Regions from separate parts of the Homo sapiens genome. Here region 1 is linked to region 2. A link is an interaction called in ENCODE POLR2A ChIA-PET data of the cell type or tissue named here. Cell type or tissue: OCI-LY7. All regions are shown on one strand. Links, peaks and the distances in the headings refer to the core of each region. The heading gives the core; the rest is flanking DNA. Region 1 overlaps LOC105370802 (a long non-coding RNA gene). Region 2 overlaps LOC105370802 (a long non-coding RNA gene).

Region 1 (8,573 bases), core at 265-8,264, 54 kb after region 2:
AGGTGGTCAACCTGAGGATTGAAGACAAGGGCAGAGAGCCTCAGGGCAGGCTTGGGCCTCCACAGGCAGTTAATGGGGTCAGAAGAACCCTTTTCTCTCAGAGGCGGTGCATCCCCAGTCAGCCCAGACTGCCCTTAGGGTAAGGAGCAAAGTGTGACTCCTTCCCTTTCAAGCCTGCAGTTGAAAATGCAAAAGGTTGTTAGCAGAAAAGGCCACAAGAAGGGTATTTGTTTTTCTTGCTATAGCTTTTTCCTAATTCACAAGCTGACAGGCACATGCATATGTTCCAGATTCACACACTCCATATTTATCTCTTTAAAATTGTACTCTCTCAATTTGCTCTATTTTTTTTCCTTCCCATCTCCCACCTTCCTTTAGAAACAATCACTGATTTTAGCAGAACTGGAGTATATACACTCTTTATTTTGAAAGCAATAGTTGAAACATTTTAAGATAATTTGTGATCACTGAGGAAAATAAAAACTCCTCTATCAGGATCCACCCTCTTTTTGTTGTTGTTGTTGTTGTTTAGACGGAGTCTTGTTCTGTCGCATAGCCTGGAGTGCAGTGGCGCGATCTCGGCTCACAGCAACCTCCACCTCCCGGGGTCAAACGATTCTTGTGCCTCAGCCTCCTGAGTAGCTGGGATTACAGGCATACACCACCACGCCCAGCTAATTTTTGTATTCTTAGTAGAGATGGGGTTCAAGTGATCCGCCTGCCTCGGCCTCCCAAAGTGCTGGGATTATGGCGTGAGCCACCGCACCCAGCCCCACTCTGTTTTCTTAAATAGACTTTATTTGTTAGGAGCAGTTTTAGGTTCACAGCAAAATTGAGCAGCAGGTCCAGAGATTTTTCCAGCACGCCCTGCCCCCACACATGCACAGCAACATCTCTCCACTAAAGCGGTACATTAGCACTTATAGGAACTAGCTGGGTATGTGGATGGGGCACATACCCTTTAGCAACATCTCTCTGCCAAAGCAGTGCATTTCTTATGACTGATGAGCCTTCATGGACACATCACAACCACCCAGAGTACACAGTTGACATTAGGGTTCACTCTTGGTGCTATACACTCCAGGGGTGTGGACAAACATACAATGACACGTATCCACCATTATAGTACCACACAGTAGCTTCACTGCTCTCCATTCTCCATGCTCCATCTATTCAATCCTCCCTCTCCCCTATCCCTGGAAAGCATTGACCTTTTTCACTGTCTCCTTAGTTTTGCCTTTTCCAGAATATCATATATTTGGAATCATACAACGTGCAGCCTTTTCAGATTGGCTTCTTTCGCTTACTAATAGGCATTTGAGGGTCCTCTGTGTCTTTCATGGCCACAGGTTTACCTGTGATGGGAGGCCCCTGTCTGGGCACTGAGAGCTCTAGATATTTGACTGGTCCTGGGAGACACTGTATGAGTAAAGAACACAGACTTTGGATCACAGACAACCATGTTGTGTGACCTTAGACAAGCCTCAGTTTTCTCATCTGTGAAACAGGGGAGGAAGAGTAGAGGGTAACACAAAAATAAACTTCTTCAATTCATGGAAAGCATCCTGGCACTGGAAAAGTTTGGTGTTTGTTGTATGCTTGAAAATAAAATACATACTGTTTTTAATGTGAAAAAACAAAATAAACTTCCTCATAGTTGTTAAATGAAATAAAGTATATAAAGTATCAAATATCTCCTGGGACTTAATAAATTCTCAGCAAATGGCTGGGAAGCAGCTCCCTAAAATAACTCTTTAATTACAAAGGAGAAAATAGTAACTTGTGGAAAAACCTGATAGATGCCACCTTAACCAAGTTACTATCACAACCAATAATGAGACAATCTGACATTAAGTAGCTCCTGGTGTGATGTACTTCTATTATATTCCTGCCAAAAATGCATGAAAATCTAATTATGAAGAAACATCAAAAAAACCCAGATTGAGGGACACTCTACAAAATAACTGGCTTGTACTCTTCAAAAATGTCAGTGTCAAAAAAGACAAAGAAAGGCTGAGGGACTGTCCCAAGCTAAATGATTAAGAAGACATGATAACTAAATGTGATGCATGATCCTGGATTAAATCCTGGACCAGAGAAAACAATAGCTATAAAGGACATTATTGGGATAATTGGTGAAATTAGAATATGGAAAGTGTATTAGATAATAGCATTATTGCAATGTCAAATTTTCTGAATTTGGTCATTGTACTGTGGTTATGTAAAGAACATCCTTGTTCTTAGGAAATGCATGCTGAAGTATTTGTAGGCAAAGGAGCAGCAGGTCTGCAGCTTACTATCAAATGGTTTAGCAAAAATAATAGCTTTATATAAACAGGTAGATTGAAAGAGAGCAAAAGCCAAGGTGGCAAAATACTAACTGGTGAGTCTGGATGTATTCAGAAGTTCTTCGTGTGATGATTGCAACTTTTGCTTGAAAATATTTAATTATTTTAATAGTTGTATATTATCTTTAAATTTCAATTTATCCTTCATATCTCCAACCTGGAACCTTGTGAAGTCATCCTAACTGGTCTCCTATCTGCAGTCTTTTCCCTCCTCCAATTTATCCTTTATGCCATCTCCAGAGTATCAGCAACATATAAATGTGATCACATCATTCACTTGCTTAAAAACCTTTAACGTTCCCCAAATGCTGAGGAAGTCCCTTTTCTTTACTTTCCTCAAACCATCTCCAACACAAGGCAGCTGTGTGTGGAATATTTCTCCTGCAACCTTATTAAACAAACCATAACAATACTTCAAATTAGATATTATCTCCATTTTATAGATGATAAAACTGAGGCTCAGAAAAATAAGTGATATGCCCCAGGTGATGTGCTAGTAAGTAATGATGCTCAGATTCATCTAACTCTCAAGTTTTTGCTACTTCTACTATCCCCTCCCATGACACCTCATGCTTGTTTAGCATATAGAATCAAAGGAGGTAAAAATCTTTGAGGTTTCTTTTGTTACATAATTCTCAGATCCTGCAAGCAATTAACAAGTTCTGCTTGCAGCTTGTATATTCCTTAGAACTAAAATCAGAAACAGTCCTTGGATGCAGACACCATTATTGATAAACCTAACCACCAAGACCAAGTGTCCCAGTGCATCATTCCTGCTAAACCTGCTCTTCACACGACTAGGCAGAGGGAAGAGTCTGAGATAGATTGCTTCTGAATGTTTGAGTGGATAGATCTCAAATAGAGGGGATGATGAGTGTTCTAAAATGTGCAGAACCATGAGGAAATTCATGAGATATCATGTAAAACTTACAAGTACTCCAAGTCTAAACTGTGAGTTGCAAAATTAGTAGGCTACTGTTGACTGTGAAGGTAACCTGTTAATGTTGGCAGCTCTGGATAAAATTCATTATTCTCAATGCGCTTCAGATGCTTGTCTGTAAACATTGTATCACCTCAGCATGCAAGGGACACAAGGCCATGACTGATGCTGTGAAGGTTGTTGGCTATCATAGTCTCATGAGCACTAAACGTAAAATAGTAAAGCTATCCAAAGATTAATTCACACCTGTGGCAAAGAGTATCCTTGCACTTGACAGTAGCTTATATCACTAACGAGGGGAGGCAGGACTAAACATGCCACCTTACTAAGGCCTTGCAATAACTACTCTTCAATGAAGGTAAACAAGTGTATCTGCATTAGTTATCTATCATCTATTGCTGCATAACTAACTGCTCCAAAATTTGACAGCTTAAAAAAGCACATATTTGGCTGGGCATGGTGGCTCACGCCTGTAATCCTAGCGCTTTGGGAGGCCGGGGGTGCAGATCACAAGGTCAAGAGATCGAGACCATCCTGGCCAACATGGTGAAACCCCATCTCTACCAAAAATACAAAAGTTAGCCAGGCGTGGTGGTGTGCGCCTGTAATCCCAGCTACTCAGGAGGCTGAGGCAGGAGAATCGCTTGAACCCAGGATGCAGAGGTTGCAGTGAGCCAAGATTGCGCCACTGCACTCCAGCCTGATGACAGAGTGAGACTCTGTCTCAAAAAAAAAAAAAAAAAAAAAAAAAGCACATATTTCTCACAGTTTCTGTGGATCAGAAATCCAGGAGCAGCTTAAATGAAGACCCTAGCTCAGGGTTTCTCACAAGGGTATAGTCATCTCAGAGCTCAACTGGGGGAAGATCCACTTCCAAGTTCAGTCACATGGCTGTTATCAGGATTCAGTTCCTTGAGGGCTGTTGGACTAAGGGCCTCAGCTCCTCTCTGGCTGCTGACCCAAAGCCTCCCTCGGTTATATGCTGTGTGGGCCTCTCCACACAGAAGCTCACAACATGGCAGCTGGCTTCCCTCAAAGGAAAAAAGCAAGAGAACAAGAAAGGGCAAGCAAGACAGGAAGCCAGTCTTTTTGTAACCTAACCTCAGAAGTGACATCTCATCAGTTTTCCCACATTCTATTCAGTAGAAGCAAGTCACTAGGTCCAGCCACACTCAAGGGGAAGGGATTGCACAAAGACATGAATATGGGCATTAGGGCTGACTGGAAACCAACTTAGAAGCTGCTACCACTGTGTCACTGGACGTGCAACAGAAGGATTCAGGTCAGCACCTCAGGCCTCAGTGCTGACCCCTGCCCACTCTCTCCATCAACAGCAGCTGCTCAGTCCTGGATGACGCATTGGTACACTAGCAGGACCTGCTCCAGAGGAGGTGGGCTTTTGTTTCTGTGGGGTTGATTCCACTTTGCAATATTCCCTGAGATCTCAGTTCATCCTAACAGAGCAACACTACAGAAAAACAAACACACACATTTGAGGTGAGCAGATAAAACAAAATGACAACATTTTTTCATCCTTTTGAATGCAGACTAGGTATGTAACATCTCAAAGAATGAACTCCACAAAAGTGGTGAAAACAAAAAGATCCTTTAAATATCAGATGAGAGTCTTGAGTGCAAGCATTGCCTAAAACAGAAACTAATTGTACAACCTTTGGCACATTATTTAACCTTTCCTCACTTACTAAAAGAAAAAGAAAAAGAAAAAGACTTATCTAGTCCAACTTTCTCAAAGACTCCCTCCAGCTCCTTCTCAAGGAGAAAAGTTTCTCTCAACCCCTCCCTTAGGGGACCAATGTCAAAAGAGGTCATTTGCCCCCTTCCCACATACTCCCAGGGCATCCTGGAGCCCTGGTTAACAAATGCATTTAAATTCCCACCGTAGCCAAAGGCTTTTTTGGTGGAGCCAGGTTATTCTGGATCAATACATGTGCCAGGACATTTTTAAGCCATTTAATTGGTATTCAAATTGATGGCCCAGATTCCTTATCCTTCACGGAAATGGATGCTGGATGGTGCACAGGATGCTGAGATATCCTGTGGAGGGTATGCTTTGAAAAAGCTCTTGCAATCTCATCACTCCCAGCAGTCTCACATATAAAATGTTTGATAGCTGACAATTTAACACATCCAACCAGAAACAAATCATCATTGTTATGCATCACTGATGGGCCATCCACTAAGCAGATGTGTGAGAATTTGTGTTGTAATTACCTACAGAAGAGTTGCCAGCAGCTATTGCCCCTGAAAATTTTTTCAGGCACACAGGCATATTTTATATCTATTGTCTAATATGCTGGGAATCAAAGGTACTTTGGCAGCAGTATTAGCAAACCAACTATCTGTAATAACCTATTTGGTGTCCTGAGTCTCAAACCAGTACTCTTCCTAATTACTCTTAACTCCTTAATTTTCACTGTTTGTCTTAGTCTGTTTTCTGTTGCTATAACAGAATATCTGAGACTGGGTAATTCATAAGGAAAAAAGGTTTAATTGGCTCATGATTCTGGAGCCTGGAAAGTCCAATATCTGGTGGCCACATCTGGTGAGGACCTCATGCTGTTTCAACTCATGGTGGAAAACAGAAGGGAAAGAGGTAGTGTGTAAAGAGACCAAACATGAGAAGCAGCCTCCCTTTATAATGACCCACTCTCGAAGTAACAAATCTAGTCCCACAAGAGCAAAACTCACTCACTCCTATGAGATAGCATTAATCCTTTCATGAGGGTAGATTCCTCATGACCTAAACAGCTCTTAAAGGTCTCACCAACTCTCATCACCCTTACCCTGGGGACCAAGACAACATGACTTCTGCTAGGGTCAAACGATATTCAAACCAAAGAACTGTTTATCTTAGGTTGCAACTATATTTGTGTGTGTGGTTTTTTTGTTGTTGTTGTTTGTTTGTTTTCGTTTTTGAGATAGTTTGGCTCTTGTTGCCCAGGCTGGAGTGCAAATGGCATGATCTCGGCTCACCGCAACCTCTGCCCCCCGGGTTCAAGCGATCCTCCTGCCTCAGCCTCCTGAGTAGCTGGGATTACAGGCAAGCATCACCACACCTGGCTAATTTTGTATTTTTAGTAAAGATAGGGTTTCTCCACATTGGTCAGGCTGGTCTCGAACTCCCAACCTCAGGTGATCCACCTGCCTTGGCCTCCCAAAGTGCTAGGATTACAGGCGTTAGCCACTGCACCCAGCCACAACTATATTTGTAAACCACCATAACTTGGAAGGGGTTATTAAATGGCCCACCTCCTGGCCTCTACCAGTAGCACCCACGCCTTCCCCCTGACAAAAAGCAATAAAAACCCCTGCCTTTAAATTATTAGTATATGCAATGTATGTAGAATCCTTAGTGTTTATATCAAAACTTGGAATGTGATAAGCTACACTAAACTGTCCAATGGTAAATAAACTCTTCTCAACACTCCCCACACTTCTATCCCTCCCCACCACACTATCAAGGCCTGTCTGTTTGTCCCAGTGACCCACAATTGCTATCGTAGATTCAAATAACTCTGCACATTCTCTTTTTAGATTTCTTTTATCTCTATTCCACTCTACTCTCTCCCTCCCCAGGCTAAATCAAGCGTTCTCTTCTCTTCAGCCATGCTCTTATCAGAAGAAAGATTCTTTGAGTCCATCTGCCTCTCAGATCCTGCCTCCTCTCCCCTTCTACTTCGTCTCCTAAACTGAAACCTACATTGCCCCCTTCCCATGCCATCCAAAGAAGACCACTGCTTCTCCTACTCACTCCAGTTTGAGAAACCAGAAGGAAAAATCCACATATTTCTCCCTTCTTTGTCTACTTCACCACCTCCTCTTGTATCCTCTTGAATCAATTATTCCATGTGACCTCTCCCCTATGTTCTTCAGGACTTTCCAAACTTTGCTCCCATCATTGTAGCCAATATACCCTTCCTTCATCCTCAGAGATGTGAATATCTTCATGGTCTTGAAACACCCCCAATGGTCTCCCTTGCCTTCAAACACCCTCATGTATTGTGTGAGCATGAGCCTGTTTTATCTCCAAAACATCAAAGCGTAAGCCCTAGCTCTGAAACTCCCATCCAACTGCTACCTCTGCCTAGGGCCACAGTCCCCTCTCTTACTGAGACTGTTTTGAAGCAAGTATTCAGCCCCATTCTCCACTCAACCAGTCCCCTCTGGCCTGGCTAGTTCCCAAGATCAACCACTTCTGATCAACCGCCACTTAATTCTGCTTTTACTAATAACCCAGGATCCAAATTGCTCTTGGCTTTCCACCCACTGAGACCCTACTTTGTAAGAGAACCAGCACTGAAGTGTGATTTTGCCTGGTAACATTAGACAAAGTCAGGCTGTCTAATCACAGCTGGGTCCCAACTAGGGGTGAAGGGTTGGGTTGCAAGGCACTTCACCACCCCTCAGTTGCACCCAGTCATTTTCATTCTGCTCATCCTCGGTCTCACCCTCTCACTCTCAGAAAATGACCTCAACTCCTATTTCACTGAGAAGAGCTACCTCTTATTCCTCCCTCGATCTACTCTGATCTCTCTCCATCCCCACCTTCACCAACCCTCAACCCCAAACCTATCCCCCATCTCCCTGCCAACTTTTCCCTCCTTCTCTGAAGAACAAATTACTTTCCCATGTGGTTTTTGCCCAAGATGTTTGCATAGTTTGGGCTGGCAACTGCTTGTGCCAGAACCCCCAACCCCAGCTGGTTGAGTTACAGAGCAACCATCCTTTCACTACTGCAAAAGAAAGTGGTGAAAGCAGAGATTGCAAGCTTCTATGAAAAAGTAAGGGCATCCCACAGCATGCCTGGCCTCTTTCATCTTGCCATAAATGCCACTAGTATACAACAGGGGACTCTCCAGTGCGGGGACCAAAGCCCAGGCTGGGAATTTGTAATAAATAGATGCTGGTTTTGAAGTTGTTGGGTATTTGTTTACCACGGAAACATTCTGGGTTTCCTACTCGGGTTTTTTTTAGCTTTTTTTCTGTGTGATTATTGCTGAAAATTTTGTTGTCTTGGTTTGTGCTAATTTAAATTCTCCTTTCCTTTATCTGGATTGATTTATTATCTATTTTTCTAAATTCAAGCTTCTTTTATTTTCTTTTTAAAATATTTTTCTCTTAATCCTCTTTGTTAAAGTATTAACACCCAAAAGAACATTCTTAATTCCTTAATCTTGTACTTAAGCTTCAAAACCATCTACTTTTATGTTTTTATTGTTTCTCCCCATGGGGTTTAGTCTGTTATCCTCTTAATCTTTTATCTC
Region 2 (8,573 bases), core at 308-8,307:
TATAACACGGATTTAAAAGTTGACTCTAAATTTAAAAGTGGTGACCTTGGACAGCCTAACTAATCTTACTGGAGCTTAGTTTCCTCATCCGTGAGGATTAAATGAGATTATTTGTGTTAAGCACCTACACATGGTAGACCTTCCAGATTGTGGTTTTCTATCTGAGCTTGTAATGTCCCTAAAGCAGACCCTGAGGAAAGGGTTTGGATGCAGTAGTTTATTTGGGACATGGTCCTTAGAAGTACCACTGAGGAAGTGGGGAAAGTGAGACAGAGAAGGGAGAAAAGTAAATAGAAGGTATGCTAGTGGCCCAGTAACCACTATGAGCAACTGAGGCTCAAACCCCCAGAGACCATGAGAAAATGTGCAGAAGCCAGCTCAGAATCATCCCCCTAGAGCAGTAGCTGGAAAACTTGAGTGTGCAGCAGAATCACCCGAAGGGCTTGTGAAAACACAGATTGCTGAGCCCCATCATTAGGGTTTCCCTGTCAAGAGGTGGGGGTGGGGGAGACATGCATTTCTAACAAGTTTCCAGGTGAGGCTGATACTGTTGTCGAGGGGCCACACTTTTGAGAACTGCTTCACTAAAAGATTGGAGGCTGGGCACTTAGCCACTGACCCACCCCCTACTGAGATTATCCGCTGTTTGAGAATATTAACTCAAACACATGCATTCCCAGGTTGGCCTGCAGTGGCAAAACAAGTGTGAGCAGTGCCAAAGCACCCTTTAAGGCAGATCAAAGGAGAAACAGGTGCGTATAGGTAGAAAGCTGTCAGCATGCTGGCAGCTGTCTCTCACAGCTATCAATGAGCCCAGTTAAACTGAGGGGATAGGGACGGGGCATCATTAGCATCTGCAGTGCTTTCTCTACCCTATTGTTGCTGCATTTGTGGCCATTATTAGTCCGTAAACTGAAGGGCTGCAGTCTCGAGGTCGTTGGTTGAAAAATCCCTGAACCAAGTGGTTGTGAATGTGAAAAACTTCCTCAGTCTGAGGATAACAGCTGCAGGAAAGGACTCTTGCCTGTCAGACACTTCTTCAGCAAATCCAAGAAATGAAGAGGAAAGGAATGAGGCCAAGTGCAGAGCAGTTAACCATGAGGGACTCTTCAGTGTCCAGCAGACCCACTGTGTCTCAATGCAAACTCCTGACCCCACCAAGTCACGTCCCTGCTGGAGAGAGGACGCGTTTCACATGCAGATCATACAGAGCACAGGGCTGTCCCACATGCTCTTTGTGCCCTGTGGAGAAAATGGCTAGCACTGGTGATAAAATGGGACTGCTCCATTATTTGGTTCCGCATGTACACTTAATTGTCAACATCGCCATCACTTTAACTGCAAATAAGCACAATCTTATTGCCCATCAATTGTTTGATGGGAGGAAAACGGGCTGTTTGGAGGTGATGTCGAGATAAGAACCATCATTATTATCTTTTTATATGAGGTTTCGTTTTCATTCTTCACTTCCCTTGCCATCTCCTCAGTGATTATATTTTTCCACAAATTCAAAATTGAAATACCACAGTCAACACAAAATATTCCAGCATTCATCTGAGTCCTGAGGCTGTCATTTACTAATTCCAGATATCTGTAGTAGGAGTTTTTTAATCTTTCTCAAAGAATTTTTATATCTCTTAATCTATTCATCCTCATAACAATGCCTTAAGCTTAAAGAGTGGCAGAAATACTATCTGCAAATGAGGAAACTGAGGCACAGAAGAGCAAATTGACTTGTCTGGGAACTGACTGGTGGTGATAACAGCTGATTTCCACTAATCTGCAGAGGGTCATGTTTAGTTTCACTCATGTGGCTAGAAATAACTAACCAATGGGTATAAAGAATTCCCCATATTTACTCTGCCCTTTATTCAAGCAGTAGTAGAGCTCCCTGCTCATGGCCCCAGAAAAGGTATGTTATTCAAAAACATAAAACTAGCCCTGGAGAACTCCATGGGTTTCCAGAGGAAGCAGGAAGAAAAGTAGAGGAGCAGAGAAGGAGTCTTAGAGAGGGGCAGCGGAGACAAAAGACAGCAGAAACATGCAAGAATACCCTCCCCTTCCCCCGACTAGAAAAGGACTCTGAGATGCAATAGGAGTGGAAAGAGAGGGCTGTGTTCCCAATCAACAGGGATCTAGATACCACTTTTTGGCACTGGAGCCAAGAAAGAAGCAAGACACTGAGAGAAATGCTGCAGGGAGTGTGGCACCCGAGGCATAGGGCCCAGAACTCAGCAAAGATTTCCAGAGCCCCAGCATATTCAGGAAGTAACAGAGTCCAGCACCCAAAAGGACCATCAGGACAAAGACATAGTAATAATACCTGGAATCTTGACCCAGGCCCATGAGGCAGAAGCCAAAGGGGGCAGGGTTAGAGGAGGAATCTTCAGAACAGCCAAATACTAAAAAACCATCAGAGGAAAAGCGGCTCTAGATTATAGGTTATAGAGTAACTGACATTCCACACACCTGAGTTTAGGGCTGAGACTCAAACATACGATAATCTTCTTGGTGCCAGCAGCATTCTCAAACAGTTGCCAGGGCAGATCTTAGGTAAAATGTTGGAGCAGTGAGGATTTCTCTGGACTCCTTCATCCTGAAATGCTGGTGCCTCACCCAGAGCTTCCCTCTGCTGCCCCCTGGTTCCAAGCACATCTTCCAATGTCCTCTCTCAGGACACACTTCTACTACCATCGTTAAAACACTACCCTGTAGTTCCAACTAGATTATCTAATAATCATTCTCAGTCTTCTCCCCACCCCAACCCCTAAGAAGTGTAACACACAAAATACAAATTCCCTCAGAAGCAGTAAAGTGCTCAGCATGAATTCTCAGATGAGAACATGGGGGTGGGGAATAGAGGAATCTGAATACAATGTTAGGAAAAGAGGTGAGGTTTGAGCTTTTTACGCTTACCAAAAGGAACATTAGTTTGAACGCCTATCACATGGCATAAAAAGAGCATTTTCAAAATCTGGGCATGGCCATGAGAGTGCTGTAGACACGTGAGCTAGGCAGGACAAAAGATTCAGAACCACTATATTACATTAATGCATAAAAAGCTTTGAAATGGTGGAAAGCTGGGAGAAGACGGTAGATCCCAGCTCTAGACCACTTACATCTGTGTGAGTTAGAACAAGCATCACAAATCATTGCTATCACAGATGACAGCAATTGTCATCATCATCACCTTCATTATCTCATCATCTCATCATCATCATCTCTACTGCTAATACAGTTAATACTTATTGAGAACTTATGGAATGGGTATTATTTTAAATGCCTTTCAGCTGCACACAAACTGTTTATAGTATGTATTGTTTTATCCCTAATTTGATAAGAGGAAACTAAGGCACAGGGAGGTTAAGTGATTTGCCCAACAAGATGATAATTTGCAGAGACAGCAAGTCCTGTAGTGTGAGATGCCAGCTCTGAACCACCCTGCTTTACCAGGGATAGGTGTGTTAGAAAGATTACATGAGATAATCTAAGACTGTGTTACATGTATTATGTGGCTATGCAAAGGGGATATAATCATGAGAGAACCAAGTTGCTTCCCAATTCATGGTGTACTAGTCAGGGTTCTTGGTTGCAAATAAGAAAGGTATCACTGGTAAACATAAGAAGAAAAGGAATTTACCCAAAGGATATTGAGCAACTCAAAGAATCACAGAAAGCCCGGCAAACAAGGTGTGAGTGGACACTAAGTGCAGTGAAACATAATGAAGACCCTACCCTAAGAACAATCTGCTCAGGATCCAGCACTAGCACTGTTGACTCTAGCCATCAACCATGTCTCTGCAGGGCTTTGCTACCCCTAAACAGTACCATGCTCCTTGACTCTAACTTGGTCACAGCCACTAGGAATAATGGCTCTCTGGCCCCCTCTCCTTCAAGTTCTAAGGATTCAATCAGAAATAGTTGATTGGCCACAATTAGGTCATAGGCCCACCTTATGTCTTGCTAGATATCTGTAACAGTCAGCTATTGCCACAATAATGCAGCATATCAAACCACCCCAAAACTCAAGGGCTTTTAACAACAAGCATTTATTCTTCTGTCTCACTACAGGTGAGCTATGGTAGCTCTGCTTCAGACTACAGGTCTGGATCAAGTGTGCTCCACGTGTCTCTCATCCTCCTTGGGCCAGAGACTATAAGGGGCATGTTTTTCTCGTGTACAATGTCATTAGTGCAAGAGCACAAGCTGAAACACATGATGATGCTTCTTGAGGCCCTGGCCCCAAACTGGCATACTACCACTTCCACCTGTATTCCATGGGCCAAAGCAAGTCATGAGCCCAATCCCAACATCAGTAGAGTAGAGAAATACACTCTCCTCACTGTAATGGGAGGCACTGCAAAGTCACAAGACAAAGGGCCTGGATGTATATAATTCTAATGAGGGAGGTGTAGAATATTGCAAATTCACTCTACCCTATGATCACAAAAGAAGGAGCCCATTTCCATTTCTTCAAAAATAGAAAGGGTGCTTAGCTTCTAGTCAGCTAAGATTTTAAAAATTCACTATTCGTGTTAAGGGGGAGGCCTTCTGAAGACAAGGGGTCCTCAGGAACCTCAGAGATGAGGACTCTTTCCAACTCTTTTTCCCACTTTCCATGGTAAGTTACAAACCCAGCACAATGTCCAGCTTAGGGTCAAGCTTCTATTTGAAGTTTTTGAAGATGAATGTTTATGCGGTATGTTTCAGCTTATTATACCGATGATTGTGTTATTTCCCTGGATGATTTTTTCAATTTTTATTAGAAATGACAGCTCTTTTATTAAAAAGCAGGAAATATCATATTAAAGAAAAATACAAGCAACAGTTATCAGGTACTAAAGGATATGAAAGTTCTATCTTGTGAAAGAGAGGAACTAGCGGTATCTTTAACGGATTTGCAGTTTGAGTGTTTTATTAAATCTGACACCAAGCCTGCAATTAAGACCAATTATTTGGTCATAGTGTCAGTTCCACTTAAAATGAGAAAGTTTGTGATGGCAACAGTTTATTTTTAATAACTGATTTCAGAGAAAACCATTTTGTGATCAATTGCTACTTCCTGACCTCCTGATCTCCAAATAAAAGACTTGTACCTGTGGGGTTACTTGCACGAACCCACCCCAGAAGAGCAGTCACTAGATGCTATTACAGGCTGACAGTGAGTTATATATTCACTCAACCATTCATCCATCCTGCTACACACAGATGCACCTGGTGGGTGCCCCTGCGGTAAGTGCCTTCTATTCATGCTGCATTCAGACAAAATGCTGAGCCTGAGAACTCCTACCCACGCCACTGAGAGAGCCTTCATCCTCTGAGCAGGAAGAGATTTCACAGATGCTTGTGTTCTGGTGATTATGTGTGAGGACATGCATCCTTCCAGGTGTATTAATCAACGCCCTCTTTACTCATTTAATAAAGCCCTACCTAGACGGTTTTGTTTGATTGTCTGTGTGTTTTTGGATTTGTGGTTCTTGGGGTGAACAAATGGCTCTCAGGTTCCAGGAATACTTCCAAGACAGCGCCTCACCCCTCACAGGTTAGCCCATGCCACTGGGCGAGTAACTCCAGATATGAGGTTGCCAAACTTAAATTAGCCCATGCCACTGGGCGAGTAACTGCAGATAAGAGGTTGCCAAACTTAAATGGGGCCACTTTTTAAAAATTCACATTTTTCCTATTCCAAGGCACAATCTCCCACAAATTACACTGAGGTAATTTAGGAATTTCATGTTTTATCCTTTGTTATCCTCCCCTTCTACTTGTAGGGCACTTGGGTTTAATAGCATGTTCACCCCCTTCCCTACTTTGGGGCTGTTTGCATGGTTTGGCTTCTTTTGTTCTCTTGCTCCTTTAACTTGCTATTATGATTCTGGAATCTAAACAATAACCCCCAAAATTCAGAAAGCATAAATTTAATACATTTTTACCATCTAATCCACCAAAGTTTCTGATAAATAAGGTGTCTACATTCAGCTTTGGCATAAAGAATGACTACTGGCAAGAAACTAGACTGAGGTCATCATTTTCAAATTCTGTCAGTTTTGATGGACTGGAAGAGCTGAGAGGGATGGGGGAAGGAGGACATTGGGGAGAATAGTGTATGTTCTTATTTAAACAGACAAGCAAACAAAGACAGAGAGGACCTTTAAACCTTTCGGTAAAGGCTTCTAACTTGAGGCAACACATGTCATCCTCTGTTTCACGTCCTGAATCTCACTTCAGCCCGCATACAGCTGCTTTAGGAGACAGAGACTGAAATAGAAAACCAGCCGTGGTGATGAAATGTGACAACCTGCTTCAGAAAGGACATGTTTGATGTGTTTTCCAACTGGATGTTTCTAAAATTTATGGCAGTTTCAGACAAGATTTCCAAAGAAATCCTTTCTCTTCCTCATTTCAAGCTTCTAAATCTATAATACCCTTATCACCACTGCAGAGAGTCACCAGAGAAAAAGTTTCTCCCCAACAGGTTTTACAAATTACCTTTCACTCTTCAGATGTGTCGCTTCTCGGAAAACCCATGTGTCGCTCATCTTCCCAGGCAGGACAGCCCCTCTTTGCGGATATATTACTTGCCTCCTCAAGGCCTCAGTTTCTTCATCTGTGCAATGAAGAAGTTCAGCTAAATAATCTTTAATGCCACCTCAACATGTAACATTCAGGGGCTCAGATTTTCACAGCAAGCTTGAAAGCATTTTGAAGGTTATAGTGCATCCTTAATAAGTAGGGAGGGACATTCTAGAAATATGAAAAAAAGACATGCTTTAAAAACAAGGACTGAGCTTCCAGTAATGGCCAAATAAAGATTCTACCAGAATAAACACCCTTACAGACAGCTACTGTAAAATATGGACACATTATAAGAAGCAGCTACATGGAGGCACAAGAGGGTGATGGAAGGCAGGTAGAGTCTAGGGAGGAGTCCATGCACCAGGGAAGACATTACATGGAGTAGGTACTCCATGCTGCTGCTTCTAGCCTGGGGGTAGGTTCAGTTAGCTTGCATGGAACAGCAGGTACAGTGAAAAATAAACACATTTTTTCTGGCCTTAGAAATCTGAGTACTGGCCGGGCGCGGTGGCTCACGCCTGTAATCCCAGCACTTTGGGAGGCCGAGGCGGGTGGATCATGAGGTCAGGAGATCGAGACCATCCTGGCTAACAAGGTGAAACCCCGTCTCTACTAAAAATACAAAAAAAATTAGCCGGGCGCGGTGGCGGGCGCCTGTAGTCCCAGCTACTCGGGAGGCTGAGGCAGGAGAATGGCGTGAACCCGGGAAGCGGAGCTTGCAGTGAGCCGAGATTGCGCCACTGCAGTCCGCAGTCCCACCTGGGCGACAGAGCGAGACTCCGTCTCAAAAAAAAAAAAAAAAAAAAAAAAAAAAAAAAAAAAAAAAAAAAAAGAAATCTGAGTACTGAGTCCAGGGCAACCGCAGTCACTGAAGAAAAGGGAAATTTGGGAGGAAAAACAGCCAGGAGGGGGATACCCAAATTCTGCCTGCCCACATCTCTGGCTGGCTCCTGAATCACACATGCATGGAGCAGACTCAAAGCACCTCAGCTAGAGGTAAAGAACCTAAAGAGAGTTTGGAACTGGTTAAAAACCAAAAATAGTTTGGAGCTCATATTTAACCAGGTTAATTGTGTGCTAAAAGGAAAGAAACATGACTCATCAAAAGAAATTAACAAAATCCAGTATCTACAACATGAAATTTATTGTGTACATTACACAATCAGAAAGTACTCAAAATATAACAAATCAGGAAAAGTGGGAGCCCTAACATGACAGTCCCAGAGGAGCTGGAGCAGAAGGCTGTGATATTTATCCTACTGTCTCCCTTCCCGTGAGGTCTGGCTATGTCAGACCATTCCACAATATTTTAAATGTTCACCCTTTTCATACTCCTCCATCCCAAAGCCATTCGACTTCTCAAAACTTTGCATTTAATGAGCTCTTAATTCCAGGTGATCACAAGAGATTGTTTCACCACTGCGTGCCCTGTGCTACCAGAAGACCATTCCCTAATACAAAGGGATTTACCATCTTTTTCCCCAGTTACCAAGCCTAGATTCCCCAATTTTCCCTGATGATCTGTTACTTACCATCTTCTCCCAGTACCAATATTGTACCAGTCAAGTTTCTTGACTGCAAACCATAGAAATGAATTCTAGCTGATGAAACAGATAAGAAACTTACAAGGAGGAGCAAAGCAGTTCATAAAAGTGACAGGAAGACAACCTCCTGCTTCCAGCCATGGGAGAATAACAAGAAATCCATTTTTCCAGCATTATTGAGATATAATTGGAAATAAAAATTCTATATATTTAAGGTGCACAACTTAATGTTTTGATATATGTATACATCGTAAAATCATCACAATCAGGCTAATTAACATATATATCACATAAAACCATTCTTGTGTTTGTGTGTGTGTGCAGGTAGTGAAAACATTTAAGATCCACAAAGTTTCAGCTATGCAAGATGAATAATATACAGCAATATGACTATAGTTCACAACATTGTTTGTATACTTGAAATTTGCCAACAGAGTAGATCTTAAGAAATCT

Evidence for each region. ChIA-PET counts read pairs that join two places held together with the same protein. Peaks named below come from ENCODE experiments on the same cell type or tissue, not always from the same donor. Only the 100,000 strongest peaks of a DNase experiment are listed, where the experiment ranks them.
Region 1: POLR2A ChIA-PET joins it to region 2 with 6 read pairs; 2 of 35 experiments call an interaction of 5 or more read pairs at or near these places.

The regions. Positions count from the first base shown.
Region 1 is chr15:45,720,317-45,728,889 of GRCh38, reverse strand. All of the region lies in intron 1 of LOC105370802 (a long non-coding RNA gene), which reads right to left. Among named protein-coding and RNA genes, the nearest start is that of SQOR, 90 kb to the right of the region's middle. In OCI-LY7, for the core only: no CTCF peak of the experiment used is centred there; a DNase peak (open chromatin) is centred at 8,059.
Region 2 is chr15:45,774,617-45,783,189 of GRCh38, reverse strand. All of the region lies in intron 1 of LOC105370802 (a long non-coding RNA gene), which reads right to left. Among named protein-coding and RNA genes, the nearest start is that of SQOR, 140 kb to the right of the region's middle. In OCI-LY7, for the core only: no CTCF peak of the experiment used is centred there; DNase peaks (open chromatin) are centred at 5,229 and 6,239; H3K4me3 peaks cover 1,814 bases; H3K27ac peaks cover 5,442 bases.